Linked DNA regions of Mus musculus: region 1 is linked to region 2. A link is a loop called in an ENCODE intact Hi-C map of the cell type or tissue named here. Cell type or tissue: left cerebral cortex. All regions are shown on one strand. Each heading gives the region's core, and the rest is flanking DNA. Links, peaks and the distances in the headings are about the cores only.

Region 1 (16,454 bases), core at 8,884-11,383, 530 kb after region 2:
TCCTGCCATCTACTCCTCTTGGGTGAATTTGCTTTCTTTTTTTCTAGAGCTTTTAGATGTGTTGTCAAGCTGCTAGTATGTGCTCTCTCCCGTTTCTTCTTGGAGGCACTCAGAGCTATGAGTTTCCCTCTTAGAAATGCTTTCATTGTGTCCCAAAGGTTTGGGTACGTTGTGGCTTCATTTTCATTAAACTCTAAAAAGTCTTTAATTTCTTTCTTTATTCCTTCCTTGACCAAGGTATCATTGAGAAGAGTGTTGTTCAGTTTCCACGTGAATGTTGGCTTTGCATTATTTATGTTGTTATTGAAGATCAGTCTTAGGCCATGGTGGTCTGATAGGATACATGGGACAATTTCAATATTTTTGTATCTGTTGAGGCCTGTTTTGTGACCAATTATATGGTCAATTTTGGAGAAGGTCCCGTGAGGTGCTGAGAAGAAGGTATATTCTTTTGTTTTAGGATAAAATGTTCTGTAGATATCTGTTAGGTCCATTTGTTTCATAACTTCTGTTAGTTTCACTGTGTCCCTGTTTAGTTTCTGTTTCCACGATCTGTCCCTTGATGAAAGTGGTGTGTTGAAGTCTCCCACTATTATTGTGTGAGGTGCAATGTGTGCTTTGAGCTTTACTAAAATGTCTTTAATGAATGTGGCTGCCCTTGCATTTGGAGCGTAGATATTCAGAATTGAGAGTTCCTCTTGGAGGATTTTACCTTTGATGAGTATGAAGTGTCCCTCCTTGTCTTTTTTGATAACTTTGGGTTGGAAGTCGATTTTATCCGATATTAGAATGGCTACTCCAGCTTGTTTCTTCAGACCATTTGCTTGGAAAATTGTTTTCTAGCCTTTCACTCTGAGGTAGTGTCTGTCTTTTTCCCTGAGATGGGTTTCCTGTAAGCAGCAGAATGTTGGGTCCTGTTTGTGTAGCCAGTCTGTTAGTCTATGTCTTTTTATTGGGGAATTGAGTCCATTGATATTAAGAGATATTAAGGAAAAGTAATTGTTGCTTCCTTTTATTTTTTTGTTAGAGTTGGCATTCTGTTCTTGTGGCTGTCTTCTTTTTGGTTTGTTGAGGGATTACTTTCTTGTTTGTTCTAGGGCGTGATTTCCGTCCTTGTATTGCTTCTTTTCTGTTATTATCCTTTGAAGGGCTGGATTCGTGGAAAGATATTGTGTGAATTTGGTTTTGTCGTGGAATACTTTGGTTTCTCCATCTATGGTAATTGAGAGTTTGGCCGGGTATAGTAGCCTGGGCTGGCATTTGTGTTCTCTTAGTGTCTGTATAACATCTGTTCAGGCTCTTCTGGCTTTCATAGTCTCTGGTGAAAAGTCTGGTGTAATTCTGATAGGCCTTCCTTTATATGTTACTTGACCTTTCTCCCTTACTGCTTTTAATATTCTATCTTTATTTAGTGCATTTGTTGTTCTGATTATTATGTGTCGGGAGGAATTTCTTTTCTGGTCCAGTCTATTTGGAGTTCTGTAGGCTTCTTGTATGATCATGGGCATCTCTTTCTTTATGTTTGGGAAGTTTTCTTCAATTATTTTGTTGAAGATGTTTGCTGGTCCTTTGAGTTGAAAATCTTCATTCTCATCCACTCCTATTATGCGTAGGTTTGGTCTTCTCATTGTGTCCTGGATTACCTGGATGTTTTGAGTTAGGATCCTTTTGCATTTTGTATTTTCTTTGACTGTTGTGTCGATGTTCTCTATGGAATCTTCTGCACCTGAGATTCTCTCTTCCATTTCTTGTATTCTGTTGCTGATGCTCGCATCTATGGTTCCAGATCTCTTTCCTAGGGTTTCTATCTCCAGCGTTGCCTCGCTTTGGGTTTTCTTTACTGTGTCTACTTCCCTTTTTAGTTCTAGTATGGTTTTGTTCATTTCCATTACCTGTTTGGATGTGTTTTCCTGTTTTTCTTTAAGGACTTCTACCTGTTTGGCTGTGTTTTCCTGCTTTTCTTTAAGGGCCTGTAACTCTTTAGCAGTGCTCTCCTGTAATTCTTTAAGTGACTTATGAAAGTCCTTCTTGATGTCCTCTATCATCATCATGAAAAATGCTTTTAAATCTGGGTCTAGATTTTCGGTTGTGTTGGGTTGCCCAGGACTAGGTGGGGTGGGAGTGCTGCGTTCTGATGATGGTGAGTGGTCTTGATTTCTGTTAGTAGGATTCTTATGTTTGCCTTTCGCCATCTGGTAATCTCTGAAGCTAGCTGTTATTGTTGTCTCTGTTAAGAGCTTGTACTTCAGGTGACTCTGTTAGCCTCTATAAGCAGACCTGGGAGGGTAGCACTCTCCTTGGTTTCAGTGGGTAGAGTATTCTCTGCAGGAAAGCTCTCTTCTTGCAGGGAAGGTACCCAGATATCTGGTGTTCGAACCGGACTCCTGGCAGAAGTTGTGTTCCACTCACTAGAGGTCTTAGGATCCCGTGGGGAATCCTGTGTGGGCCCTTGCGGGTGTCAGGCAACTCCGCTGGCCAGGAAGCCTGGGGTTCGAGTGGAGCGGAAGGGGCTTTTGCCCTGGGTCAGGCCCGGGCAGTCTGCTTCCCTATGTACCGCAGTCTCAGGTTCCACGCGATTGGATTGGGGCCGGCGCTGTGTTCCACTCACCAGAGGTCTTAGGATCCCGTGGGGAATCCTGTGTGGGCCCTTGCGGGTGTCAGGCAACTCCGCTGGCAAGGAAGCCCGGAGCTCGAGTGGAGCGGAAGGGGCTTTTGCCCCGGGTCAGGCCCGGGCAGTCTGCTTCCCTATGTACCGCAGTCTCAGGTTCCACGCGATTGGATTGGGGCCGGCGCTGTGTTCCACTCACCAGAGGTCTTAGGATCCCGTGGGGAATCCTGTGTGGGCCCTTGCGGGTGTCAGGCAACTCTGCTGGCAAGGAAGCCCGGGGCTCGAATGGAGTGGAAGGGGCTTTTGCCCCGGGTCAGGCCCGGGCAGTCTGCTCGAATTTACATTTTATATGTTATTTTCAGCTCTCCTGTCAGCTAAAATGTTACAAGTATGTGATATTAACTTATAGTTATTAAATCTGCAGAAGAACTCAAGGATATGCAGATATATTGCCATATGTTGGTATCACTATATATTCCAGCTGTATTGGATCCAAAAAGAGAACAGCATAATTTTCAACTCCTTTTTCATTTCTTTTATTTAACAGTCCTAGTTTATGATGCTCATTCTCTTGAGGTCCAGTGGTCAATCAACAAGACTCTAAGCCAGTGGTTCTTAACTTACTGGTCTTGACTCCTTTGGAAGTCGAAGGAACCTTTCACAGGGGTCGCATATTAAGTATCCTGCATTTCTGATATTTGCATCATGATTCATAACAGTAGCAAAATTACAGTTATGAAGTAACAATGAAAATAATTTTATGGTTGCAGGTCACTATAACATGAGCAACTCTATTAAAAGGTCACAGCATTAGGAAGGTTGAGAGCCACTGCCCTAAGCAAGGGTAGTAAGCTGTGTCCCACAGACCAATTTTCTGTTGTCTGTGTTTTATATGTGTATATTAAAAACATGTGTGGCTTCTTCTTCATATTTGCTTTCACGTTATTATAGCAGGGTCAAGGAGCACACACAGCCACCATGTGTCTTGCAAGGTTAGAAAACGAAAACGACAACCCTCACTTTTTTTATTATCTCCGGATGTGCTGCTCTCTTACTTAGTCTGTTTAAAAAGAGAGGTAAGATATGTTCAGTTTCAGAAGAAAAATAATGTTCAAAGGGCACCGTATGACAGTTTTGTGCATTTACCGTTGTCGTTCTTCCACCGAGTAAGTGCGCTTCTCATCCTCCTGTTCCCAGACAAGTGGGAGAGCGAAGCGTGCCACAAGAGGATTCGACTTCATAGCACATTTTAAGCTGAAGGGTCTTCTCGTCGCATAAAGTAATTTCCAACCTTAAGCTGTAGAGGCAAATCAGAGGTAAAGGCTCTTACTGTCCATCAGTGGTTTCTTACGCTTCTATAAGAGTGTGAAGCAAGGGTTTGGGGCTTTGAACTCCAGTGTGCTCTGGCAGAGATGATCTGCCACTCCTCCAGCTCGCTAGCTTCTAGCCAGACGGCAGTGAACGTGCAGGGATGGGAAAACGGATGAGCGGGCTCCCTAAGCTCGACTGTTTACTGATAATTGGCATTTATTTGTTTAATGTCTCTACCTGTCAAAAGCTCTCTCAGTGACGATGGCAAACGACTTCTCTCTAGGGTCGAGAGCTTCTCGGGCATGCAGGGCTTTCAGTGCTAAAGCCAGAACGGCAGGGAAAAAAGGACAAGGTACTTTGAGATTTGATGTGTGTGTGTGTGTGTGTGTGTGTGTGTTCACATGCCGCATTGCATATGTGGAGGTCAGGTGAAAACTAACTGGAACCAGTTCTCTCTTTCCACATGTAGGATCCTACTCAGGCGCTCGAGCTGGATAGCAAATGCCTTTAACCACCGAGGCATCTCACTGGCCCAGTAATAAGGTATTAAATAATTGAGTATTGAACTTCCATTGTTAGAAGCCTAGGACTCTGATCGCGTTCTTATCACAATTTACCCAATTTATTTATTCAAGGCAGGATCTTATAGCCAGGTTAGGTTTGAATTCATTATGTAGTCACGCGTGACTTGGAACATCCGATCCTTTTGTCTCCAGCTTCAAAATGTCAGTGCTCCAAACTGCCAGATGACTCTAAAAGATGCTAAAAGTAGCATCTATCTAGTATATCCAGAGCACTTTCTAATATAAACTTCATAAGATCCTACTCCGTGTATACTAGCTGCCACTTTTATGTAGAAATTGAAACTGTTTATATTGCCAGATCCATCATTTATGATTTTTGAGTTTTTAGCTGACATAAGTTCTGCCCTGCCAAGACATCCAAACCTACTTTTAAAAACCTGATATGTTTTGATTACATACGCAGAAAATCAGTGAGATCCTATTAAATTGATTAGACTTAAGAAATGTATTTTGTAAAGTAGGTAATTATAAAGTTCAAAGAAAATAGAGTAATAGTCAATTAAAACTGGGACTAAATTATCGTATTCAATCTTAATTAATTTATTTTCATTTTATTGTTATTTGTTATTATTACTGTTATTGTTATTTGATAAAGAGTCTTGCTATGCAGATCTGGCTGGCCTTGACATTACTATCTAGATGCACCCTGTACTCCGTGGAAGAGTCAGCTTCAGATGGTAAAAGTGAGAAGAAAATGAACTAAAATATGCTTATACATAAATAAGCCAAAGCCATAGATAAATAAGCCAAAGCCATAGATAGTAATCATAGTATCTTATTAAAGACACAAATAAATGTAAAGACATACTGCACCCTAGACACGGAGATGTTTCAAATGTCACATTTTTCCTAATTGAAATGCACATCTAACTCAGTTCCTCTCAAAATCCCATCAGTCTTCTCCAAACTGAAGTATGTGGGTTTTTTATTACCATAAAAGAGTTTTGAAGCCGGGCGGTGTTGGTGCACGCCTTTAATCCCAGCACTTGGGAGGCAGAGGCAGGTGGCTTTCTGAGTTGGAGGCCAGCCTGGTCTACAGAGTGAGTTCCAGGACAGCCAAGGGGGAGGAGGAGGAGGAGGAGGAGGAGGAGGAGGAGGAGAAGGAGGAAGGGGTGAGGGTGAGGGGAGGGGGGAGGAGGAGGCAGCAAGCAATGTGGAAGACAATAGTGTCATAAATGCAAATTTATCAGCAAGCATCACTTTAGGGAACATATTGTAAGAGCAGTAAGGGGTGACATCTCTTTAACCTAATACAAGAATTCAAACAACTTTGGCATGTGTTTTCTAGTTGGATAGCCAAGCAGCTGTTGTCTTGTACTCAGCACAGACTTCAGTCAGTCTACAGTATCATTTCTCGATTTATTGAATACATGTTGAGACTGTCTCCAGTCCAGAAGAATGAGTCATTGTCTGTCCTGAGAACTCCTGAAATGTGTTGCTCCTGTGATGATCTAAAATGTAACAGTTTTCAGTCAGCCCTGATTCTTCCCAGTGTCAGTTAATAAGCCCAATAAGAACTTGGTACCACCCAGTGGCCATTAATCAGCACAATCAGCTTTGTCATTCCTCACTACTTCATCCCTTACTGTACAGAGAAGTTCCACAACACATTCTGTGGTGGTGTTAGCATTAAAACACGTAAGCAGTTCAGAAATGTCTGCTTGTTTTTTAACAACAGTCACTCACTTTACTTACACGTCGTCTAATGTGTCCTGTAGGTGATGCTATCGTCCACCAGAGGTCTCTAGCTCACTGATAACTGATAACTGAATCTCATTTACAGAATATGCTAAATCTCTGCAGCCCATACAGTAGCCACTAGCTGTGTGTGGCTACCTAAATTTTACTGAGATCAAATGAAAGAAAAATTCAATCCCTCAGTTGCCTTACTTATTTTAAGTGCTCTGTAGCCGCATGGGGTTACTGGACCCTGTGCTGGATGGAACAGATACCCGCTGCTTCTATCACTGTCGAAGGGAAAGCAAGTGTGCTGAGCCGAGTTCTATACATCTAGGAAGAAATCAAGGGTGGGACATTGAAAGAAAGAAATGTAGCCCCCCCCCCAAAGTATCAGAAAGCCTTGATATTGTGCTCAGCTGTGCCTTGTGCAAGATGATAGGCATTGAAGGTTGCTAAACATCCCTGGGCCTGAACTTGCTTCTAGATAAAATGAGTCAGATCTGAATGTTCTCAAACCTAAGACACTGGGACCCATTTCCACAGTACAGAGCCACAGTGCAAGCTCCTTATTGTCTCTGGCCCAGGAAAGAGGCTGCCATGGACCTGGACCATGATGGCAGTGGCCACCTGATGTCAGGATGCACTCAGAGTCACTGGAAACCATGACTTTCAGAAAGGTTGTGATAAACAGAACTGGCCAATTGTTTAAAAGGCCACGTTAGAAGACAATGGCTAGTTTTAATGTATATATTATTTTCTATTTTACTTAATTTGGGCCCTTTAAGTGTGATCCTGATCTTAGTCTTAATTGTTACTTAAGTGCATTACTTCAGTTAGAATATTTCAAAATAACGCCATGACTGCATTTCAAGGTCTGTGGTTATTGAAATACAGATAATCGCTTCTCCTTGTAAGATACCATCCCTCGGAAGGGATGTCACTTTTTTTTTAAACTTTTCATTGATTCTTTGTGAATTTCACATCATGCACCCCAATCCTATACTAGATCCTTACCTGGACTCCTCTTGGATATCTTGTTGTTGCCCTGTGTCATGGAGATCCTTCCGCTTTGGTTCTGCGGGACCAGCCCTTCATGTGCTCCAGCAGTTCATAAATGGGGTGGATGTTAGGGTGGGCCAACTCAGAACCTGCATCTTGGCCTGCTTGGTAGCTGAATTGGTTGACATGACAGCTCTCCTGTGACCACGCTGTGCCACCGGGCCAGCTCTCTCACTTTGTCCAGTTGAGGGATGGGGCCAGCTTGTCTGAATGCTGCAGTCAGTGAGAGGTGGGGCCAGGTCTGTGAAGCCCTCTGACATCAACATGACCGAGACCAGGGATGACTGTATAGCTTTTGGTGGTAACATGGGCCATAAACATTGACACAGACACAGATCATTGCTGTTGCAGGGACACAGACACAAACACAGCCTTCAGCAGCAGCTTGGGGGCAGGGGGGCAGGGGGGCAGATGTTGCTCTTTTTATAGAGACATCTACATGAACTCCAGTCACTGGTCTAGGTATGAAGCACTTGAAGAACTTGGACTTTTGAATTATACTATTAAAGAAAAAGGTTAAGGTTCTCATATGCCTGCTTCTCTCAAAGCTTAGCTATTTTTGAGCCTAGAATTTCTGTCGCAGGTAGGATTCAGTCTTCAGTAAGTGGGCCAGACTGCTGTGCTTCGTGGCTTACCATTGTCATTCATAGTGGCCTGGCTATGCAGAAAATCAATCACAGAACTGAGTTTAATAAGGAGAACGTGGGGAGAAGGAAGCAGATGAAAATGCAAACTGTGGTCAGCAGGATTCAGTGGCACTTCCAGGTGCTTTGTTAGCAGGAATTAAAAAAAAAACAACTTTACACAACCCCACCTGAATTCTTTCAACTACAATGTAATGCAAAGAAAATCCGCGCTAATTATGAGCAGGAACATTATCTATTAATATGTTAATGAAGCAGGTTTGCTAATGGTGAAAGACCTGAATTTTAATAAAATCTTAAGAGCTCCTTGATTACGTGTTTGTTAGTCGATCTGATCATTTAAAATTATCTCTAGGTGGCTTTACATGGAATAAAACCTACATTAGAACTGTATTCTAAACAGGCCTTAATGAAGCAGGTGAGGATACCACCTGTGACATAAACACAGGCAGCCAGAAATTCACTTCAAAAGAAATGGAAACTAGTGAACACGAAACATGTTATCATACCTGCCAGTAACAGCTTTCAATGTAGGTAATTTATTTATGCATTTGCTTGCTAATTTTCTCAAACATATTTGCTTATGAAAATAATGTTCGATTGAATTAATGGATACTGCCTTTCAATATTGGAAGTGTTAGTTTTTCATAAAAGAAATATTCTAGTGTCCTGTTTGACAACAGCCCACACATACATGAAAGCTTTTATCCCAACCGATCCTAGATATCTTTTGAAGAAGACAGTAGTCATCAACTATCCAAGGCACCCAGAGTTGGTGTGTAGGGATATCAAAGGTGTGCCTCTGAATAGATGTGATCTTGTTCTGTGTTCTCCAAGATGATCTTGGCATCAAAGTGCCTAGTTGTCTGCATCTGCATCCGTAGAAGGTAGGGAAGGCACTTGGCAGCCTTAATTTTGCATATTAAAATCCTAAGGCTCCGATTAGTGGGTGAGTTTAGACCGAGATCCTGAATATCCCAGAGAGCAGAGCAAAACCCTCTGATGTAAGACCTGCCTCTGTGTGAGCCCAGGAGATGCAGGGGTGGATGGTCCCAGAAGCTTGCGTTCCAGGGCTTTCCTGCGGTGTAGCTGTGGCTCTTCCCTGTTCTGAATGAGCAGGTTACAACAGGGTTAAGTGAAGGAAGTGACATTAATACTAGAAGCCCCGAGTCAGTGATCAAGATCCCAAATGTAGGTGACTGTATTGGCTGATTTTGTGTCAATTTGACACAGGCTGGAGTTATCACAGAGAAAGGAGCTTCAGTTGAGGAAATGCCTCCATGAGATCCAGCTGTGGGGCATTTTCTCAATTAGTGATCAAGGGGGAAAGGCCCCTTGTGGGTGGGACCATCTCTGGGCTGGTAGTCTTGTGTTCTATAAGGGAGCAGGCTGAGCAAACCAGGGGAAGCAAGCAAGCCAGTAAAGAACATCCCTCCGTGGCCTCTGCATCAGTTCCTGCTTCCTGACCTGCTTGAGTTCTAGTCCTGCATCCTTTGGTGATCAACAGCAATGTGGAAAGTGTAAGCTGAATAAACCCAACTTGAGAGTTCTTGTTCATGATGTTTGGTATAGGAATAGAAACCCTGCCTAAGACAGCAAGTGACAAATGCTATTTCAAATAAAAACATATTTTTTTTAGAAATCAGAAAATAATTCAGAAGAAAACAAGACAGAGAGATGGAGGTAGAGGGTTTCATGTTGATAAAAGTAAGTCACTGAGCTTCAAGCTGCTGGCACGCATGGGTTCAGCTCTGGAAAGAAAAAGCAGTCTAATGTTTGTGCAGGAATAGAAACCCTGGCTAAGACAGTGACGTTGGGTCCCTATACTAAAATGAGCCCAGAATTAACTGAAGGAAGTAGGTGGTATGGAGTAAGGAAGAGCTGGGGCTTCTATCCCTAGCTTGTGATGCACAGGTTTGAAGAGTCTGGAGAGATGAGGTCACAGCTGGAAATCACTTTTGAAGATGGAACCCGGTCTGAGAAACCACCTGCTTCTTCCTTAGTGACTTTGTTCCTGCAGGTAACCATCCACATTCATCAGATTTATTTATTTACCAGGGTATTCATCTGATGGGTTCAAAATAACCCAGTATTTAATAATCATTAGAAATTATAATGAATGGTTGCTTACATTTTGGTATTGTATCTTTCTGGGATTTTCCAGGCAGCCCCCTTCTCCCTCCTTTAAGGTCAACATGACTCGGACTTCAGACAACTGGTCATCTAAACGGGTTCTACCTGGGCTCCTGGTGAGTTTCCTTGATGGCATGCTGCCCTCTAGAGGTTGAAGCAAACAGCACCGCAGAAATCAACGAGGGAGTGGTCTGCTGGCCTCACTTTTCTTAACAAAGATTCAGTCTTCATCAAATTTTATTTCAGCACTAGGAAAAAAAAATAAATCATAGAAAGTATTAGCTATTTTTAAAGGTCTTAAATCAGGTGACATCAGGCCATCAGATCTGGCCCACCCCACACATGTATATATACCTTCCTTATCTCCTTCCTCCCTCCCTTCCTTCTTCTTCAGATGGAGTGTGCAGCATTTGGCTAGCCTTCATGAGACCCTGGGCACCACTCCCAGTGCCTCAAAATAAAGTAAACAAACAATGCATTAAAACGCATCAATAAAAATCTGCCACGGGGAAGAGAGTGAGAGACATGTACACCCACCCAAAGCTCCCTACTTAGGGCAACAACCCCAGCTTTCACTGGTCTTTGCATGTGCTGTCATACTTAACTCTCAGCTCACTCTTATAGAGATATTAAAGACCACAACACAGCAGAAAACCGCAAAGCCTACATTTGAACCCAGTTTTCCTTATTTCAGAACTTATGCAGATTTTGTCAATAGGAAAACAGACTATCACATAGCATTTGAATGACTGTCTTTATTTGCTTCTGATTATATATAATAATCATGACTTTAGGGTTTTTTTTAAATAAAAAAGAGTTTATAGATTTAAAACTATGACAACCAGAGATTTTGCCATTTGACAATACATTTACCTAAACCTCAATTTGGCTAGCATAGTCAAGACAGACAGACATCCAAGTATGAAAAATGTGTATTGTTATATAGGTGATGGGCCAGGGGGAAAAGAAATTCCTAAAATCTGCAGTTAAAGAGACAAGCTTACAATATCAAAAGCTAGAAACACAAAGCAGAGTAAGAAAAATGACATTAAAAGTGAACTAATGGGGCTGGAGGGGTGGCTTAGCCATTAAGAGCACTGACTGTTTTTTCCATAGGTCCTAAATTCAATTACCAGCAACCACATGGTGGCTCACAACCATCTGTAATGGGATCCAATGCACTCTTCTGGTGTGTCTGAAGACAGCCACAGTGTACTCATACACATAAAATGAATAAAATCTTTTTAAAAAAGTGAACTGATGATAATGGGCAGGAAAGTGTTCACTACACGTTTTAGATCCCAGCACCAAATAAAAGCCAGAGACATGGCAACTTGTACCTGTGTAATCTCAGGATGCTCTCGTAGGCTTGGTAGCCAGATAATCCAGCCAAGTTAGTAAGCATTGGGTTTAGTGGGTTCGGTGTCAAAAACTAAAGTAAAGCATGATAGAGGAAGATGCCCGACATTGACCTTTGTTCTTCCGAAGCACACACACACACACACACACACACACACACACACAAACGCATATGCATGGGCATATACTCATGCCTACACCATACACATATGCAAGTAAATGATGATCTCTCACCTCCTAGTGCTTTCTGCATCACAGTGTGGCCTGGAGGGTGCTCAGCAGAGACACACACTTCCCTACTTCATCCTCATCCCCATCCCAAGCTCACTGAACTGCACAGAAGCAGAGACATCAGAGCAGGCTCTCGAGCCCTTTTTGCTGCCACAGAGGCTGTGTTAGTGGAGAGTAGTTAGGGTGGGAAAAAATCACAGCCAGAGTCCTTGGGGTAATAAATACGGTGGCTGACCCTTTCCATGTACAGTGCTGGGTGGATAAATCATACCGTCACGGAATCTCAGATGTGAAAAGAGCTTTGTGAGTTAGGCTTGTAATTCATCGAAGATGCACAAACTCTTGTCTAAAATCCCCAAATGGTTTGCAGGGCCTTGCCTGTATCCAGGACATTTCCTGGAATCTGCCCTTAGCATAACATCCATCCACACTCCCTCTGGCAGGTGTTAGGAGATTTGAAGGCAAATACTTACAGTTAGATGGGATTTCCCTAAATTCTGTCTTCTTCAGGGAAGAACACGTACTCCCTCCCTCACAGCTGGTACTGACCATCCTCCCCATTGACCATTTGCTCCTAAGACATCCTCAGAGTGCAGGAGCGCCAGCGATCATTCTGTGATAATGGGGTGATGTCATTGGTGAGTCCCACACTTTCTGGAATGTCTCCTGGCCATGGGGGTGGGGAAAGCAGTGCTGAGAAAGCTGTAAACAAGATAAATTTTAAAAGTTGTAGAGTCTCCTTTTGTGAAAGAAACTACAAGAGGAAGATAAAAATCTGCCATTTAATAGTCAAAGTTTCCTTGAGGAGTGGCAAGCTGCTTGTGAATGGACGCTGCTTAAAAAAATACACATGATATAAATTAGCCTTGTAGTGTATATGCATGTATGAAAAGGATGAGGGGGAGGGACAGGGGGAGGGGAAGGGGAGGGGAGGAGGTTGTTTTAGTTACTGTGATTACATAGCCGATTTTCCTGCTGGCTAACTTAGTGTATCCTGTTGCAATTTCAGGCCAACTTTCTGGGCCAGAACTCAATTAAAATTCTCTGGCGTTTGGGGCCATGACTCATTTGGTACGGCATTTGCACTGTGAGCATAAGAATATGGATTTGGATGCCCAGAACCCGTACAAAATGCCTGATGAGGTGATACATACCTGTACTCCCAGGGATAGAAAAGTGAGAGACAGTGGATCCTTGGAGGCTCATGGGTTAGCTGGCTGGATCTGGATCTAGGCTGTTGAGATATTCTTTCTCAAACAAAAACCGGAAGGCACCTGAGGACTGAGACCTTCGTGGATTGCACATACACACACACACACACACACACACACACGTGCATGCACACACACATTCACACACATACATGTACACCCACATGCACACACATGTACACACATACACACACTCGTGCACACACACACACACTTCACAACTACCACCTCCTCCACCATGACCCCACACAAAGTGCACTGTAACTCTTTATGTCTCCCTACCCCGCCCCCGCGCATCTCTTGTTCCTTTGCAGATGTTTGAGGAACTTCTTTCCTATGTTAAGGTTTCTTTACCCATTGAAGATTTCTTTTTCAGATCCTGTTTTATATATATATATTTTTTATTAGGTATTTTCCTCATTTACATTTCCAATGCTATCCCACAAGTCCCCCATACCCTCCCCCCCCAACTCACTCCCACTTTTTGGCCCTGGCATTCCCCTGTACTGGGGCATATAAAGTTTGCAAGTCCAATGGGCCTCTCTTTCCAGTGATAGCCGACTAGGCCATTCAGATCCTGTTTAATACATTTCTTTATTTTTCTCTGGAAGACATGGCTTGTAAGATAGAACCAGAAAAGTAACTATGTCAGCTCTAATGCCAAAAAATAAAAATGAAGAGAATTTCACAAGGGTTATTTGCAACACATTAGAATTTTTATTGTTCCTTGACAACACTGGGTTTGTCGTGATTCATGTTCTCTCAAGCACAGCCGTTTATCTTCATTGGTGTTGTCAAGTCACTGGAAGGTGAGAGCATTCACTGCCACCAATGGCTATGATAGCTTGTTTGGCATAAGGAGCTAAAAAAAAAAAATCCAGAGTGAATTTTTTGACATGAAATCTTCCATGAAAATACAGTGTTTTCTTTCTTCCCTTGGAGAGAAATTTGGTTCTAATTCAAGGTGAGGAGTGGTGTATCACCTCCCTAGGTCCCCCCAAGACACCCCCAAGAAAAGTGTTGGACTGAGAAAGTTCTCCAGCCAGCATCCCAGCTCTGGCTTCTGCTGGTCCTAGAGTGACTAGGCTTCACTCACTTACAGGCATTTAGACCATGTTCCCCGGAGGGAGGGCTGCCTTGTGTTCAGAGTCACAATACAGAAGTGAATACAAGGTATCCTTTATGTGGTCTCTGTCCTTGTGGCAAACGAGAGAAGTGAATGAGAAGATACGGAAGGGTGGCACTACAGATCTGTGGTAGAGAGCAGAGTGCGGTGTGGAGTCTGGGTGTGACCCTCAGAGCTGGAGCTGGAGCTGACAGGATGGGGGATGGTGAGGCATGTGCTTAGATCAAGGTGGGAAGGAGCCTGTGATGTCAGAACACCATGAACGAGTGCGAAGGGCTGAAAAGAAGAGCCTCGTGAGCTAAGAGACCTAGGGGGATTAAAGGCTGGGCATGGAGGCCTGTGCCTTCAATCCCAGGAATTGGGAGGCAGAGGCAGAGGCAGAGGCAGAGGAGGCAGAGGAGGCAGAGGAGGCAGAGGAGGCAGAGGAGGCAGAGGAGGCAGAGGAGGCAGAGGCAGATGGACTTCGATGAATGTGAGGCCACCCTGGTCTACCTAATGACTTCCTGGTCAGTCAGCACTGGGTAGTGAGACACCCCCCCCCCCAAATCTCAAAATAAAGTAAAAATAAAAGAATCAGGGAAATTCAGTATATCTGACACTGTTGGGAGTGGTAAAGGAATGGGACTAATAGCTGTATTTTAACTATTAGGAAGTTGGGACTTGATTCAACATGTTCTAAGTAGCCACTTGCTAGGTTTTCAGTGTGTAAAAAAAAAAGCAATATAATGTGGATCATGTAAATAACACTGATGTCTATGTATGTGGAAAAGAAGAAAAATTCAAAGTAGAGAGGAGGTAGTCACAACCCAGCTGAGAGGGAAAGGTGACCCATTCACTGCTGTTCTCTGAAGCTCAGCCTCTGGACTCACATCTGGACCAAATGCTCCAGACTCCATGTCTCATTCATCCCCCAGTGCTATTAAGCCTTTTTGAGACAGTCAGGTTGCCATAGTTGTGCCTGTCTTACATACTTTGTTTTCTATGTTTTATGAGGCTTCGAGGCCTGCCTTTTGCCAGTACCCAAGGACAGCAAACAACTTACTTACCTCAAGAGGACGTCTTATATGCAGGAGAAAAGGGTCCTCTACAAGCCAGCTCCCTCTGACTTGCCTGGTATTCAAGCATCCAGGATCTTGTCCTGTGCACTCCATCCCTTTCATGAAAGTCCAGTGTGGGTTCTTCCCATTCTCTTCTGATACAGTCTCTGTTTCTAGGAAGTCCCTGTGCTTCCCACAGGGTTCTCTGTCTTATTTTGAGTCTTCTTCTTCTTCTTGAAAACTGCAACAAGCCATTTTTTTTTCTACATCAATGATCCCCTGGTTTGTTAGCTTTATCAGATCTGAATTTAAACAACCACCACCAACCAAAAGGAAAAAGGACAAAAACAAACAAATAAACAAATAGACTCCCACAAAAAACAAAAGTCAAAACAGAGCCAAAATAAATGCCAAAAGAAACAAGAAGTCCACAAACAATCAAACAAACAGACAAAAACATTGACTTCATTTTGTGTTGACCAACCACTCCTGGACATGGGACCCTTTGGCCAACAACACAATAAGGTATAACCTACTCCTGTTACTGGGAGTTTTACTTATTAGCATAAGAGGTCTAGTTGAGGCATTGTCTTCCTATTATCTGCTAATTCTTTTCATATATGTATAAATTTTAAGAAAATATCATTCTTTATGTTTATATCAACACAATGTGTCTCTAGTCCCTGGAAGATTTAAAGTTTTATTATATTGGCAGTGGAATTCAGCAACTTGATTCTGTGATGCCCAAAGTAGTTTAATTTATCTTTATTATTCTTGGGGTTTTAGACATATAAACTTTTCAAAAATATTTTCAACAAAATTGGACATTTTTGGTCATCATTTCTATAATTCTATTTTATACCCCCTTTTACTCTCAGTTGACATAGAATAAACTGTGGGTTATTGGGACACAGATTCATATACCATTCAAGAGCATTTCACTTCACACAACTAGGCAAAGACTAATTAAAATGTATATCATAATCCCTAGGTCAACCACTAGTTTTTAAAAGACAAGACATGTATAGTTTATAAACCAATGATGGAAATAAGGTCATCTGGGAAATGAATATAAAAATACAACAATAGTACTTCACTCCCTTTAGGATGGCTACAACCAAAACCAGAAGATAACAAGAGCTGACAAGAAAGGAGAAAGCAGAAGCCATATGCAATGTTGGTGGCAGTGGCAGTTGGTAGCCGTGATGACTAATAACATAAAGGTTCCTCAGAGTCTTACAATAGATCTTCTGTGTGATCCACCTTTCCGTTCTCATACAGACCTGAGAAAATTAAACCATAAGATGGGCATGGGGACACACATCTGTAAATCCAAGCACTGGGGAGTTAGAATCAGGTAGATGCCAAGTTTGAGACAAATCTGGGTACGTGGTAACAGTATATGAACCTGTGTCCCAATACCCTAAGGGTATTCTAAGTCAGCTGAGATAGCCTAAGAGTGAGATCATGT
Region 2 (16,454 bases), core at 4,740-7,239:
TCTTTTTCAACAACTCCTCAAAGAAACTAATCATTTGAAATATACACTGGCTTCAAAGTTTAGCATCTATGATAATTTATTATTCTCAGTCTAGCACTGAACAGTTAAATATTGTTGTGACCTATTTATTTATCATTAAATTAGGACTTGTTATTTACTGAAAAGGACTTACTTTGCCATTTTTTTTTCTTCAAGTGAAACTTAGGTATAACAGGAGAAAAAAAAAATCAACTCAGTTTCGTCCTGGTGCTGCTACGTACATAACTCTCTCCTCCTCCATCAGAAGCAGCTCACGAGTCAGCCGTCATACTAAACACCTGCCTTCTCTTCTCCTCAGTGCTAACTTTTTTTCTTTAAAGTTTGTCTTATTGAAAATAATGGGTGGATTTTAATGTAAAGCATTCTCAATTAAGAGTACTCATTAAAATAGATAAATTTGAGTAGGTCAGTTTTCTCAAAGATTGCTTTTTTATCCAATGCATGTTCATTTGACATTATTATACTATAAAACCTTTTGTATGTCTTTAGTCACCCGTGAGCTCTTCATTGTTTTACTATTGTTGTTGTTGTTGTTTCCATCGTCTAAATGATCATACCAAGCTCAGAACAAGTTCTGTGTGGAATCTGATATCCCTGAGGTTACTTTATTCTTTCAGTCAAGCCAAGTTTCTACTTCAGTAAAAGACTCAACTGAAGCCTTGGATTTCCCTTTAGAAGTAATCCTTCCGTCAGATTGACACTCCATATGGAAATACATTAGGAGTTTGTTCAGTCTCGTTGCTTCACATCTGACAGTACAGAATGATGGCCTTTCTACAGGAGAGGTCTACTGACGGCATGCTGCTGTATGGTTCTCCAGGCATGGTTTTCTCTGGACCTCTCTCTACCAATCATGCAGTTACACACCGGATGTACACAGAGGGCGCTGGCTTTGTGAAACCTTTCTGTCCAGAATCATGACATCTTCTCTGACGTCATAGGAAGCACACAGACTAACTCACCACACATCCTAGAACTGCACCCAATCTAATCTAATACCACTGGACACTGTTCGTTTGCTATTCTCCCTCAGTAGGTACTAAACAGCTCGTGGGTAAGGCAGCAAGATATTATTAGCATCCCCAACGAATCTGCTCTAGCTTGAGCATTGGAGTTCTTACAGAAGTCCCCTACAAGGTTTACATCTTATTCCCTGACCTTTTGTGACACGGCTATGTCATGAGAGTAGAGCTTTCACAGATGCCATTATACAATTGCTCAAGGGAACTCACTCATCTATTTCTCTGTGTGAAGGTCCAGAGACAGACAGGGTGCTGTTTAAGAACCAGGAGTTCACCAAATCTTCTAGACCCCCCCTCCCTTTTTAAAAAAATACTTCCTGAGCCTCTAGAATGATAAGATACAATTTGTGTCATTTATAAGTGGCCTGGTTTGTGGTGCTTTATAATCCCAAGTGGACTAATACAATGTCTTTTGGTGACTTAATTGTAGACTGAGGGAACCATTCAGGGTGCACAATCACAGGGATGTCTTTTCTCGTCAGTTACACCCATTGTACAGATTCTGGAGCATCATAGAATGGTCATTAGAGGTTAGATTCTGCAACCAGACTATATTGCTCCTTCCACTCACTGGCTTTGGTAGATGAGCTACACTCATTCACCTCTTTGGGCTTTATGATCTCTATATAAATAGTAATGGTTACTATATCCTATAGTTGTTATAGCCTTTAAATGAGCTATTAGGTGTAAAGTAGAGAGTACAGTGTCTGATGGATAGGAAAAGCTTATCATTGCTGTTTTAAGAAACAGTTTAACCTCTAAGATCTTGACATTCTGGTTGTTTGTGGCTAAGAGATTCAGAAAATCCAAAGATTCCATTCATACCCAGCCTGAAAGCTCGGTGGCAAATGTTGAATCATAGAAAGATGGTAGAGCTATGGCTCTAGAGAGTTCTCCAGTGGCAGATGAGGTCGAGTGAGAAGTGGAGTTCCATAGTCAATCTAGCCCTTTGAAGAATTTTGGCTCAAGGCTTAGGTGTAAACATATTGAGTCAACAGTCACAGCAGCATTCTGAACTAACTAGACGTTCCGTTATTTCTGCAGGGAATGCAGACAAGTGAGCAGAAGACTCCAAGGTTCACAAGAATCTCGAATTCAGTCACTTGAAGTTATAGTAAATTTCAGTAGTCGAAATGTGAAAAAGTTCCAACTTTGGCTAAATCCTATGCTCCTAACATGAAGGGTCTCTGAGACAGTTACTGAGTTCCTAGTCATTAGAGCTGCCTCCAGTGCAGTCTGCATTTATTTGGTCTGCTTTGTTTTCTTTTTTGTGAAGCCAATGTGACCATCCAACTCTCCTTTGACCCACAAATGCTGTGTGATGTAGGGAGGTGCTATCTCAGAGGAAAGCCCCCAGAGTTCATCATCTCTGAAAGCTCTGATCTAGGGGAAGGCAAACATGACTCTGAACCTAGCTCTCCAGAGACTGGCCTGTGCTCGAGGCGATAGCGTGCCAAAGTGAGGGAGGTGAAGTGAGGAGGTCACGTTAGAATACAGAGAACAAAGCAGTGAATAACCTGCAGATAATTATAAAAATGTTAAAGCCATGTACAAACAATTCTAAAAGAGGGCCAGTGATAGAACATGAACAGGCCTCTCTCATTGCCTTCCTGACCCCATCTGACCCCAGCATTTCCACAAGTCAATGATATGATGCCCAGCTGGCCATGTGACAAGGCGGATGTCACTCCAACCCCCAGCTACTCAACAGCCCCAGCTCAAAGATCAGCTTTAGGAGAGACACCATTTAAGGTGACTTTTAGAAGGTCTCTCTGCTTCTGCCTCCAGCCTTCAGCTAACAATCACAAGACATAACCACCTAGCTGAGCCTTGTCAAACAGGCCTGTCAGAGGCTGTGGAAGGAACTGTTTTAGACGAGAGTTTTAGAGTAGTGAGTTATGTGGCAATTGATAAGCTCAGAAGAGAATGTGAAAGAGAAAGTCTTGCAGATCTCCTCTGCCTGTCCTCTTTCTAAGGATGAAATCGTGATCAAATACCCTTTGCTATGTGGGGTAGCTGGAGATCAGCTTATCATGATATTAAGCAGAAGGCAGAAATACTTGATTTCACCACTAGATGGAAATTATATCGTTGTGATGTTACTAAGCAACAAGAGATCAGAAACCCGTAAGGAGTGCTCATAGAATACAGAGCGTTACGTTGTCCTACTAAGTTCCTGCTGCATTCATTTCCTTTAAAAGCCTGACTGAAGAAGAAATAGCCACAGTGTGAGTGTGGTTGATAGGGTGTGTGTGTGTATGTGTGTGTGTGTATGTGTGTGTGTATGTGTGTGTATATGTGTGTGTGTATGTGTGTGTATGTGTGTGTGTATGTGTGTGTGTATGTGTGTATGTGTGTGTATGTGTTTGTATGTGTCTGTGTATGTGTGTGTTTGTACGTGTGTGTGTGTATGTGTGTGTATGTGTGTGTATGTGTGTGTATATGTGTGTGTATGTGTGTGTGTGTATGTGTGTGTGTGTGTATGTGTGTGTGTGTGTGTGTATGTGTGTGTGTGTGTGTATGTGTGTGTGTGTGTGTGTATATGTGTGTGTATGTGTGTGTGTGTGTGTGTGTGTATGTGTTTGTATGTGTCTGTGTATGTGTGTGTTTGTACATGTGTGTGTGTGTATGTGTGTGTATGTGTGTGTGTGTGTGTGTGTGTGTGTGTGTAGGATCATGAAGGGGTAATGCACACTTACTCATCTGCAATAATAAACAGATGAAGCAGCCAGTATAACCCAGAAAACAGTCATTATTTATGACTTAGAAGAATAGTTATCATTAGAAATAAATTCAAATATTGAGGACTTTGTCTCCTTTTATCCCAATACCCTTTGAATAAGGCATTTGTAAGTGCTGAAATTATTCCCCTTGGAATATTTCAAAGCTACAAGTGTTTATTAAAAGAGCCAAGTATTTAAGCTTTAAAAGAATATAATGTCATCAATGAATTCAGAGTCTTTTTTTTTTTTTTCTTCTTGAAGAGAAACTCAGCTGGGCAGTGGGGACCGATAAACATTTCCTTTGCTGACTGATAAAATGGCCCACGGAAGCAGGGCTCTCACCCAGTGATTTGTAAATAGCCATGTATAAAAACGTGAATGGTCAGAATAAGAGATGCACCTTTTAACTGTTCCTTACCAGTAGTCATTTTCCCATCCAAATGCTAACCGGGCCCGACCCTGCTTAGCTTCCGAATTCAGAGGAGATCAGCATGTTCAGGCTGCTATGGCTGTAGACACCAGCAATCATTTCCGTTATTTCTTCTGGGTAAGGTTTCATCCCTCCATTTTCCCTGACCATCAATTTTTTAAAAAAAATAAGCTTAAGAGCAAAAGGAAAAAAAAAAAAAAACCTAAGCCTAATAGAAGAGATCCAGGAGCTGAATGCATGTTTTAAGCAAGACCTGTATGCCCCGCCCCCACCCCAACTCAGGTCCATTACTGGGGCACCTGGTGAGTCCACCTATCTTTGCTGAGATATGGGTATCCAGCAAGATGGCCATACTTGATGAGGGCCAGAGCCCGTGCCCAACCTGCCAGCGTTGCTGTGGCGAGCACTTGTCTGTGTAGCGCTGTCTTAAAGCAGCCCCACCAAATCCCACCTAAGTGGTCAGAGCACAAATGAGCCTGCCGGTAGGTAGTCCTACCCTGTTCACGAGCTCTTTCAGAACAATTTCCATTACTTTTTTTTTTTTAAATACTGTTTTTGGCAAACACTTGATACTTGAAATAAAAAATGCATGAGTCACCTACTGGGGTAGGCTCAGTGTGTGGTTCATTGAATTTAGCTAAATCGTGAGCCATCCATCAATAGTCCTCTTGGTGAACATACTTATAATAATTTCGCACATTACAAACAAAAATAGGTATGATTTTCAAGATTCTTGAAGCTATTTCCCTTAGGGATTCTTTGGATTGTGTTTAGTGCAGTTTTGTTTTGCTAGGTGACGGCCTTGTTTACAGACAGATCCAACACTTGTCTCTCATGTGGTGAAGGCACTTCGCTTTGGACACATCCTGGAGTCCTGAGTTAGGATTAAGAATTAAGGATGGTGTTTGTTCTTGACAGATCACTGACTTTTCAGATTAACTTTGGCATCTGAAAATGACGCCCCTTCTCTCGGGGGAGTCTCAGAATGGCTATCGAGTGCTAGAATGATTTTTAGTCTGTTGTCTGAGGGAGAGAGCAGGGCAGAACCAGGGGGGTTAAGTGTCTGCCCACTACCGCCCCCTGTTGGGCCTTACTCTCCATTGCCCCAAATCAGTGAGTGCTAGCATTAGGGAGTCATGTGATGACGACGACGACGACGACGACGACGACGACGACGACGACGACGACGACGAAGAAGAAGAAGAAGAAGAAGAAGAAGAAGAAGAAGAAGAAGAAGAAGAAGAAGGTGGTGGTATTGGACTTATATCAATTTTTAGTTGGCTGGATTAAACTAAAAGCGACTTGTCAAAGAAACAGAACAAAAGATTTCTGGGTTGAGAAATCCCTACTTTCCTCCAGTGACTGCCAGAACCAAGCTGTGACTGAATCACTAGATTGCTGTCCTCTTGGGGAGTAAAACCAACCCCAAGGTGATGGTGGTGGTGGTGGTGGTGGTGGTGGTGTGCTGACTGTCCCAATTCATTTTCTCTTTCTTTAGTGCAAAGCAAAACTCACACAGGACTTCTGTTTTGTAATAGAAGCAGGATGTTTTTATATGGGTATAAGGTATGAAATCGAAGTTCTTCACTATGCCTGGTGTATGCCTGATGTATGCTTGGGTCTATAGGGTGCACAAGGGTGGTCCAGCAACCTGGCTGGGGCATTTTCTTTGTTGTGACACACACCTCACCTTTATTCACTTTTTCCAGAATCGCTAAACGTTCAGGAAAATTGTGTCACTCTGGGTATCTCATTCCTCTCCATGAAGCATATAAAATAGATGGCATCCCACAGTGGTCTGGTTTCCATGATCACTCTAATTGCCCTTTCTCCAAAGATGCTAGTGTCGGGGAAACGTAAAGACCAGGCACCCGAGAAATGCAGCGTTCAGTCGGGAAAGCAATGTATACTAATTCAAGCATTCAGTTGGTTAGTGCCTCCTAGTAGCTCAAGTCTCAGCTGCGCGCTAAGCGTGCCGCATGAGTCCCCGCGGCCAGCAGATGGCGCACTTGCACAGCCCACATATTTTTCAGGCTCCCAAGACAAACAGCATTTATTACCATCCAGAAATAACATCAACGGTGGTTTGAACCAATTGTAACATTTCCCAGGCTACTGAAATTATGGCGTACCGTGAGCTGAGGCATTTGCTAATATATAAAATTATTAGAACGATCACGAATCTATACTACTTTCTGGTGTTAATTGTCTCTTTCAACTAGGCATCAACAAGCTATTTATAAATGAGATGATGTTTTCAGTTAGGGAGAATTGTAAATTGGCGAAGGTCAAATAATTTAGACCGATGTGTTGTCTTTTAACATTGTTACTTCCCTTGCTCTTCCTGTTTCTAATGTCCACCTCTCTCCGTGGCATGCACAACGTCCGTTCATTGGTGTGTTGACTAGGGACCTGGCAGGAGGCACCCGCACACGTGGGTGTGTTTTACAGGGTCACCAGAACCCCTGGCCTCCTTAGGCTGTGTTAGAGTGGTCAGTTGTGATAACACCTCTTGTTTGCTTCGAAGGAGACATAGTTCTGAGTATTTATGGGCTTTATTTACCGAATCCTCCTGATAACCTGCTAAAGGCGTCAGAAAACTTAGTAACCTGCAAAGAATACAAACAGATACTTGTATTTTTCTAGATATCTTAAGTCCATGCTTTTTTTTTTTTTAATTAGTTTTTGGCTTGGATATTTTTCAGCCTTTGTGTGTGTGTGTGTGTGTGTGTGTGTGTGTGTGTGTGTGTGTGTGTGTGTGTGTGTGTGTTGGATCTTCTGGAGCTGTAGATGCAGGCAGTCTTAGGTGTGATGAGTTGTCAGTACTGAGAAGGGGGCGTGGGTCCTCGGAAAGTGCAGCAAATGCTTCGAACCACTGAGCATTCTTTTGAACGCCAAGTCTTCAAGTCGAAGTGATGGGAACTTAGAAGCTTGTGTTTTATCATGTCAGCTTGGCCAGAGCCACTTTTGTTGGCTAAGAGAAATTCTGAGGAATTCTCTCTACAATCTCAGGGTTTGAAGAAAAAGTTCATCAGAGATGGAAAAGAGGTTGTCAGAAAGGAGGAAGGTTGGCAGATCCGGGACTCTCGTATGCAATACCTTCTCAGACCTCCCTGGGCGGGTTAGCCACAAACGAGTGTTGGTGGTGATGGAGAGTTTTGCTCTAAAATATATTTATTTCAAAAGCACACATATGGGACGCTGCATGGCAGGTTCATCTAATCTTTATTAAGATGGTGATGAGCACTGTTTACAGATGAGCGGACAGTAACTAAGGTACAGGCAGATTTTTGACTAGTCTCTGGCTTCCGATCTGGCTTCCGGTCTGGCTTCCGGTCCATATTTCTGACCACTGCTTTCCACATACCCTAGGTAGTAGATTTGCTAGCAGAGTGGAAGCTACTTAACCAAGGTCAGAGACCAACTCAGACACTTAGATGTTGATTCACTTCTAACAGAAATGCTTACATATAAATAACTTCTAAAATTAAAAAAAAGAGAGAAAATACCTAAGTCAGATATTAACTGGCAATATTATTATATTGCCCTTGCCTTTCTCTTCACCTTTTGTCTAAACAAAAGAGCAGACATGACTTTTACCATTTTGGGTCTGGTTTGCTTATTTCTTTATTTTGTATTTCTTTTCAACATGATGACCCCCCCACTCCCATCCATTTCTCATGAGTTAATTCTTCTGCATAAATAAATAATAAATAAATAATATCCCACATGCACCTTACATTTTCTGTACTCATGCATTGGTACCTAGACCAAAGCTTTGGATTGTGAATAGCATTGGGATAAACATAGGCATGCAGACATCTCTGTTGTATGTATCCAGGAATTGGTGTCGCTGGACCCTGAGGTCATGGCTAGTTGTAAATTTTTCTAAAATACTTTTTGTATGCATGCCTGTGTGCATTTTTGCATCCAGAGGTGCGGGGTGCATGCATGTGTGTGGTGCATGGAAGCCTGAGGTCAACATTGCATGTCATTCCTCAGGCGTTGTCCAGCTGAGTTTTTGAGACAGGGTCGCTCATTAGCCTAGAACTCTCCAAGCAGGCTAAGCTGGTGGGCCAGCAAGCCCATTGGCTCTGCCTGGCTCTGCCTGCCCACTGCCAAGGTTACGCTCATTATGTCCATCTTTTTAATGTGAGTTTTAGGGATCAAATAGGATTCCAAGGCTTACACAGCAGCATTTTACAAGCTGAGCTTTCTCCCCAGCATTCCCTATTATCTTTAAATGCACGTTAAGGTTAATGACACTGAGGAGAAATATGGAAAAAAATCATTACTTCATTTTCACTGAAGATGTAGCAAAAGGAAATCGCAGCCAATTGCTGTCATGTTTTTGTGAATACACACTATCTTCCTCTTTTGATACTTCTACTGTGTGTCTGTGCAGTGTTTTTGAGAGACAGACCTCAATTTCAAGCTTGTATGTGAATCACCTCAGGTCTCGTCGAATCCAGATTCTGATTTCGTAGGTCTGGGAAAGGTGCTTAATAGTCTGTGTCTCTCAGTGCCCACTACTGTCACAGCCTTGTCATAGAATTGTAAGGACAGAGGGAGACACCAACCCCTGTATTCTGCCACATCCTACTTGCCCTCCTGCCGCACAGCAGTGGTTGTCAGTGTGATTTAGTCCTGGATGAACAAGATTATCATTTTTTCCATTTCCTGACACATATATACAGGCAACAAAACCAATTTATTGAGAGATACATAGCAGAGGAAAGAACAAAGATACACACACATACACACACACACACACACACACACACACACAGAGAGAGAGAGAGAGAGAGAGAGAGAGATGGGGAAAGGAAAGGAGAGACAGAATCTGTTGGTGTATTTTTTGAGTCCCGAAGGCAAGGGTCTCCTAAAACATTTCAGTTTAGCAAACAAGGTCCTTTTATACCTAGGGCAACAGGAGTGGTTCTGGTTCGAATCCGAGATGTCCTCCACAGGCTCATTTTGTTACAAAGGTGGCCCCTGTCTTGTGGTGTTTTGGGAGGACGTCAGTGATTGGACTATGCCTTCAAAGGTTGTGCCTGGTCCCTGATTCTTCCTCTTTGCCTTCTGTCTACCATGAGGTGAATAACCTCCTACTACCATGAGGCACAGGATCAAGTACAAGAGGACTAAGGCCTCTGAAGACAGGAGCCCCAAACAGCTTTCCTTCTTTAGGTTGTGTTCCCAGTTCTTCTTGTCACTAACTAATACAAAAGGGCTCAACCAGATACAGGAGGGATTTAGGTTCAGGGTGAATGTAGCAGGAGGGTGATTGCCACCCTGGAACTAAGAAGAGATATTGAGGCTTCCCAGAATAAGGTCTGGGAAGATGTATAAGAACAACAGTAAAAGACTTAATTATCGTGATGTGGTTGCTGACCAGTTACAACAGAAACCAGCTCTCATGACAGTCTGGACAGTAACCAGCTCTCATGGCAGTCTGGACAGTCACCCGCTCTCATGACAGTCTGGACAGTCACCCGCTCTCATGGCAGTCTGGACAGTCACCCGCTCTCATGGCAGTCTGGACAGTAACCAGCTCTCATGACAGTCTGGACAGTCACCCGCTCTCATGGCAGTCTGGACAGTCACCCGCTCTCATGGCAGTCTGGACAGTAACCAGCTCTCATGGCAGTCTGGACAGTCACCCGCTCTCATGACAGTCTGGACAGTCACCCGCTCTCATGACAGTCTGGACAGTCACCCGCTCTCATGGCAGTCTGGACAGTAACCCTCTCTCATGACAGTCTGGACAGTCACCCGCTCCCATAACAGTCTGGACAGTAGCTCAACATAAACTTTGATTACTTGGATGCCTTTTGCAGTCATTGTAAGATGCGCAATATTTGAGATGGTATTGCCGAATGTTTTAATAATTACAATTATGATAACATTTATGATATTATAATAGGAGCATTTCTCCTTTCTCTTTTCTCCATCCTAAACTTCCCATGCATCCCTTGATTTCTTTCAAATTCATGACTTCTTTCTTCACTAGTTGCTGTCGGTTACTAGCAAGGCGTGTGTGCCACTACTACAATCTTGTGGTCACCGTGCCATGCCAATAGCTGATATGGTTGAGAGGTCTCATGGCTGGGCAGGATTGTTGGTTGCTTTCCTCTTTTGGAAGCTTGCATGGTGCCTTCTGGTATCATGAAATCTAGTCCTCCTGGAGGAAGCAGTTAGGCCAGTTCCCAGCTCTGGGGCCTCTGGCTCCTCTTTCTGAGGTGTATGGTACATTCTGGAGCTGAATTCTTTAAGTTATAAGGTTTGCAAAAGAGATTTTTTTTTCATTTAAATGCATTGAACTTAATTTGAAAAAAACATTTATGTACTTCTACATCACCTAAGAGCCACAAATGACTGGGAATGTGTGTCTTTTTGAGTCTAAACTTTTCATTTCAACACAACAATCTTCAGTTGCATTCATTTTCACTCATGAAGGTGTCTCTTATTGTTTTATAAAGTCCAGATTGATTTTCCATCAATATTTTTATATAAGGTCTGTACACGGTCATGCCAGATGTTATTCTTCATGTGTTTTTAGAATAACCGTCAAAGCTTTCGCCTTTAAAACTAATGCTATTATACCTAGAATTCATTTAAATAAAATTGTCCTACATTATTCTGAATACAATAAGTGGATAATTGATTGACATTACAAAAATGAAAGTCTTTAGAATGTAGATGAAGTCAAGAGTAACGTTACAATTTGGTTTTATTAAATATCATAAGAATCTGAAAGAAGCCGAAGAAGAGTCAATTTCTAGGAGTTAGAATGGCCATGAACTCTGTACTTAAATACACTGTGAACCTCTGTAGGAACTGAAGAATTTTCTATTGATTATGGATTAGTGGGCAAAGAGGGACAACAACAGTGGGAAGGTACACGTTCCATGCTTCCTTTGGTGACTCAGTGAATACACAGAAGCACTGCCCCGGAAGTCCAGAGATCCTGGTGTTAGCTCATCACTTCCCTGCCCTCAGCTCTGAACTCCATCCTCAATCCCAACCCAGAAGATCTAAGGCTTTGTGTGGACAGTATTTTGTAGTGGTTACCAGAGTGGTTCCCTAGATGGAGCGCTGTTTATTGTTCTGAAAGAAAGCACTGGCAAACTTTTGAGACAAAGATTCTTCAGGAAAAAGAAAGTCACCTTGATATGAGAAAGGAACTCTCCAGAGCAATCTAGAACTATTCTAGACCAGAATATTGGGTGGTCCAATTTTGGGACTATGAAAATATCGCTAAGAGTCTCTGAGGGATTTCAAGACTTGTAAATGAATAAACACCCCACACATACGTGCTATTCTATTCTAGTCTCTATACATGCCATTTTAATGAATACCTAACAGTTCTTTATAGTGAAATGAATCCATGGTAGCTTTCTCGCATGCTCTTAATATAGATATATTATCTAAAATATAAAATACTTTAAGTTCTGTTAGTCTTCTTCTTTAAAAAAAATCAAGCATGCTAAAAAAAAGAGATTAAGATAGATTTAAATTTAAGTCCAGGTAACTTAGGCTTAAAGGAATAAAATTGAAATTCAGCAGCAAATGTGGTTCGGGTTCTATAAAAAACCTCCGTAGATTGATCAGCGGGTGCTCTTTCTGTGTCCTTAGCACTGTGAAGAATTACCTAGAGGCAAGACGAGAGCTCATTAATTAAATACTTCTGCACTGGACACTCAGCATGCCTGACAGTCCTCTCATTATGCGCCCCAGGGAGGAATACTAGTTGACAGGAGCCAATGTAGAATAATTTTCTTGCTGCTGTAACTGCATGAGAAAACGCTCCACCGCTCTTTCTCATGTCTATTAGGTGAGTCATTTGAGGGGAAAATGGCTTGTCACTGCATAGAAAGTCAAAACATTTCACATAAAAATATTAAAATGAATTTTAGGACAAGAAAAACCTTCATTCGAATGTAAACAGCTTTTTCTAGCACCCTAGGGACACCTCTACTTTCTCTCTTTCCTCGGGTATATTTTTCTTGTTTGTTAACATAGAGGATGTTTTATGTGCCCTGATATGCTATTACTGAATTAAAGAGTGAATAATTCAGTTGTTTTTAGTAACTACCATAAGCTGAGAAATTGAGCAAGCCTCTGGCTTTTTTATTGGGTGAGATATCTGGGTATTGTGGACAAACCCCACCTGTTTGTATGCTAATTAAAAATTAATACATGAAAAAAGTCGATTCTCTAAAGCTTTGCTGAAATAGATAGCTATTTTAAGTATTTCAAAGCTTAATGGTTTAGTTTATATAGACTCTGATGCTTAAAAACATGGCATGCAAAATTGTAAGAAAAAAGTCTTAATGCTTTACCTGCCAATCTGTGATTTCCATGTTCCTCCTGCTCACCTGACCCTCCTACCACATCCTGCCTGCTCACCTGACAACAGTCCCACCACACCCCTATGCCCACCTGTGACTCCCGCCATATCCCTTTGCCCATCTGTGACTTCTAGCATGTCTCCCATGTCCACCTGGGACTCCTCCCATACCTTGTCTTCCCTCGGTCCTTTCCAAGTCTAGAGATATAGGGCAGCTAATAGGACCATCAATCACTAGGGTTAAAATTCAATGAGCAGGCATTTCAGGGTCTGTGGTACATAGTTCCCCTATAGCTCTCTAGGAGGGATCAACCCCAATTGCCTCATGTTCTCAGACATCAGTGTATCTTTTATTGTTTTTTGCTGTTTCTATATCTCAGGTTCTCTACTCCCTTACTCTGTGTTCTGGGAATGACTCTTAACTAGATTACCTGTACCCATGACCCTGCAATAGACACACAAAATGATTCTCTATTAGGAAACTTCTTTGTATAATTCATTTAGTCACTATGCCAATAGAAAGAAACAAACTATTCCATTAACAAATTAAAAAAAAAACACAGCTGATTTAATACTCATTATGATAAGAACCACACTGTTAAACTCTGATGAAAATTCTTACTTGAGCAGTTAGGGTTCTCTCAAGAAGAACACTATTTGCTTTATATAAACAAGACAGAAGTTTAAAACCAGAGCTGATGACAGGTCTAATGGAGGGTTAACTGGAACAGTGACTGCAGAACATGAGCAGCAGCTTTAGGGCTGAGGAACACGTGCCTGTCAGGGCCATGGGGGTACCCAAACGTTTTACAACCAGCTGTTGGCAGAATGCAGAAGCCTAAGCTCTCAGTCCACCGTTGCTGCTGCTGCTGGCAGGTTACTGCTGTTGTCTTGGCTGCTGTTTCAGGCTGGGACTGTACCTGTTGTCACTGTCTCTGCCAACACCACCAACAGTAGAAAGTGTTTCTTCCATTCCCCAGATTTCTAGTCTTCTACTAGTGGATTCCCCTGGCAGAACCATATAGAAACTGGCTGGCAAGTGTCTAGTAAGAGCCACCAGTGCTCTAGCCTCTCATCGCACATATTAAAGCACAGGTGTTGTGAATGAAACCACAGAGCAAAATGAGGGTCCATAAAACCGAACCCAATTCATGTACCGAGTCTTCACCATCTTTTTCTTTTAGTGTCAGGAACAAGACAAAGATGTCAGTTACTGTAATTCTTCCTTTTAAAAAGTTTTCTCTTTTAACAAATGAAAACAGGTTCTTTTCTCATATAATACATTCCAACCACAGTTTTCCCTCTCTCCCTTCCTCCCAAATCCCCTCACCCGCAGCCCCACATCCATCCCACCTCTGTTTCCTCTTCAGAAAAGACAAGGGCTCTAAGAGAGGACACCCAAACAGGACAGAACAAGATACAATAAGAAAAAAGTGAAATCTCTCATATAGAGGCTGGACAAAGCAGCTCAGTCCCAAGAGCAGGCAAAAGACTCAGAGACACACCTGCTCTCATTGTTAGGATTCCAACAAGAATATCAATTTAACTAACAACCATAACATACACACAGAGGACCTGGTACAGATTCATGCAGGTCCCACATTTGCTGCTTCAGTCTCTGTGAGCCCGTATGAGCCCTGCTTAGTTGACTCAGTAGGCTGTGTTCTGGTGTCTTCCATCCCCTCTGACTGCTGCAGTCTTTCCTCCTCCTCTTCCAAGAGGTTCCCCAGTCTCCAAGGGGAGGAACCTGATAGAGACCTCCAGTTAATATCTATCTCTGCATAATGCCTGGCTAATTACCAAAATCGATTCTATTTCCCTTTCCTAGGAAGGTCCATGCATTCTCATCTAGAAACTTTCTATTTACCTAACTGTGGTGGGTTTGGCCTAATTGTTTGCAATTAGTGAGTCTGCTTGTAAGACACTGAAGGACCCTGCTCCCCGGCCCGCCCCCATTGGTTCTGATTGGTAAATAAAGATGCAGGCAGCCAATGGCTGGTCAGGGCATTCAGAGGCAAGACTTTAGATTTGGGTCTAGGAGGAGGAGGAAGGAGAAGGAGATCCGCCTTACTGGGAGAGAGTGAAGGAGAGGAGAGATACCACACTCAAAGAGAGTTACAAGATGGAGTGGCATAGCCACCATGGGAAGGAGCTGGGAGAGTGTGGTCCATCGTGTGGCTTACTTGGGCCGCCCTCTGGGTCCAGGGCAGCCAAGATAAAACACAGAATTTAGTAAGCAGTAACTAAGAATTATCGGCAGGAGATAGTGGAGGTTAGGCAGTGGCCCAGCTATTGAGCTGCTTAAAGGAATATTAAAATATAAAGGCTGTGTGTGTGTCTTTCATTAGGAAACATAAACCATTGTGGAGGGTAGCGAACCCGTAGACAAGATTTATTAGTTAACTATTTCTACACCTAACCTCTTTGGGTCTGTGGCTTGTGGCTTGAGTATCACTTGCTAAATAGGTGATACTTACTCACTTGTAAGTGAATGCACACCATATTTGTCTTTCTGGGCCTGGGTTATCTCACTTAGGATGACTTTTTTTTTCCTAGTTGGATCCATTTGTTTGCAAATTTCATAATGTCATTTTTTTCAACAACTGAGTAATATTCCATTGTGTGACCCAGCCAGGAAGGCTAGGCTAACAACCAAAAAACATAACTTTTATTTTTAAAAACAGCTTTACTGAGATCTTATTCACATCCTATTTAATTGCTCATTTATTCCTAGTTACTGTAGTTTTAGAGGGCTTCAATCACCCGAAGAAAAAATCCTGTGCCTTCCAGGCCTCACCCCAGCACTCATATGCACATTTCTCCCTTCATCTTTACCCTGAAAGCAATTATTAATCTCTCTCTCTCTCTCTCTCTCTCTCTCTCTCTCTCTCTCTCTCTCTCTCTCTCTCTCTCTCCTCCTGCTCCTCCTCCTCCTGGTCTTTCATATAGTCATGTAACATTGGGTCCTTAGTAATTAGTGTCTTTTACTTATGGTAATATTTTCAAAGCGAATACATGTTGTAATCTGCTTTTGTTATTTAGAGCAAATAATATTATATGTCTACACTTCTTTAGTATTTTCCTTTTTATTGTAACTGCTTTAATACAAAATGGCTTGAATACTGGGAAAAGACAAAATTATCATATCTGATTTGTCTACCTTAAAAAGTTGAAAGGCACAATAATGCTTAAAGAGTTTTATATGGAGACTTGCCTGTGTACCAACCAGTAAATATTGTGAAATTTTGTTCATTTAAAATATTAATAAAAAGCTTTTTATACTTCTGAGCATTAGTAAGATGCTATATATACAGCATATATAAACACACACTTAGATATATACAGACACATTTATAGACACTTATACACACACACACACTGTGGGAAGCCATTCCGGACTCCCTGGCCAGCAGGACAGAAATCTGTGCCAGGCAGTAAACAAGCCCATATTTGGTGGATGGCTCACCCTTAATCCCTGATTGGCTGAGCAAGCCTGCCTGGTGAGGTGATGTGACCTGTGGTGATTGGTTGAGGCATGGTTGTGTGGCTTGAGTGGATAAAAATGCTTGTACCCCGAGAGGCGGGGAATTTGAAGAGAGAAGCTGCCTGAGTAAACTGCTTTAAGAAGAACCAGTGGTTGCGTTTTCCTTGCTGGTCGAGTTGGACGCAACAACACACAAATATTTTGATTTTGTTGCAAGAATAGAATATCTAACCTCAGTAAAATGTTAAATTTAGAAATAATTTTCAAAAATTAGTAAGTCATAAAAATAAAGTTTTAAATTATTGAATGAGAAACCTGGATAGTGATCTGGAGCCTTATAACTATCAAAGTTTCAGATAATAAAACACATCTTAAATTACCTAAAGTTATTAGATAATCTTCA

Evidence for each region. Peaks named below come from ENCODE experiments on the same cell type or tissue, not always from the same donor. Only the 100,000 strongest peaks of a DNase experiment are listed, where the experiment ranks them.
Region 1: a loop joins it to region 2, with 3.0 times the contacts of the local background. A loop is called at or near these places in 9 of 42 quality-filtered maps.

What each region holds. Positions count from the first base shown.
Region 1 is chr12:56,581,761-56,598,214 of GRCm38, forward strand. All of the region lies in intron 2 of Gm26973 (a long non-coding RNA gene), which reads left to right. C87198 (expressed sequence C87198) reads left to right here and starts at 9,299. Exons shown (of 5, transcript NR_046003.1): 1 at 9,299-9,406; 2 at 9,787-9,906; 3 at 10,051-10,135; 4 at 12,148-12,247; 5 at 12,619-12,794. In left cerebral cortex, for the core only: a CTCF peak has its summit at 10,171 (motif pointing left); a DNase peak (open chromatin) is centred at 10,163.
Region 2 is chr12:56,052,458-56,068,911 of GRCm38, forward strand. No RefSeq gene overlaps it. Among named protein-coding and RNA genes, the nearest start is that of Gm22296, 150 kb to the left of the region's middle. In left cerebral cortex, for the core only: CTCF peaks have their summits at 5,258 (motif pointing left) and 6,205 (motif pointing right); a DNase peak (open chromatin) is centred at 6,209.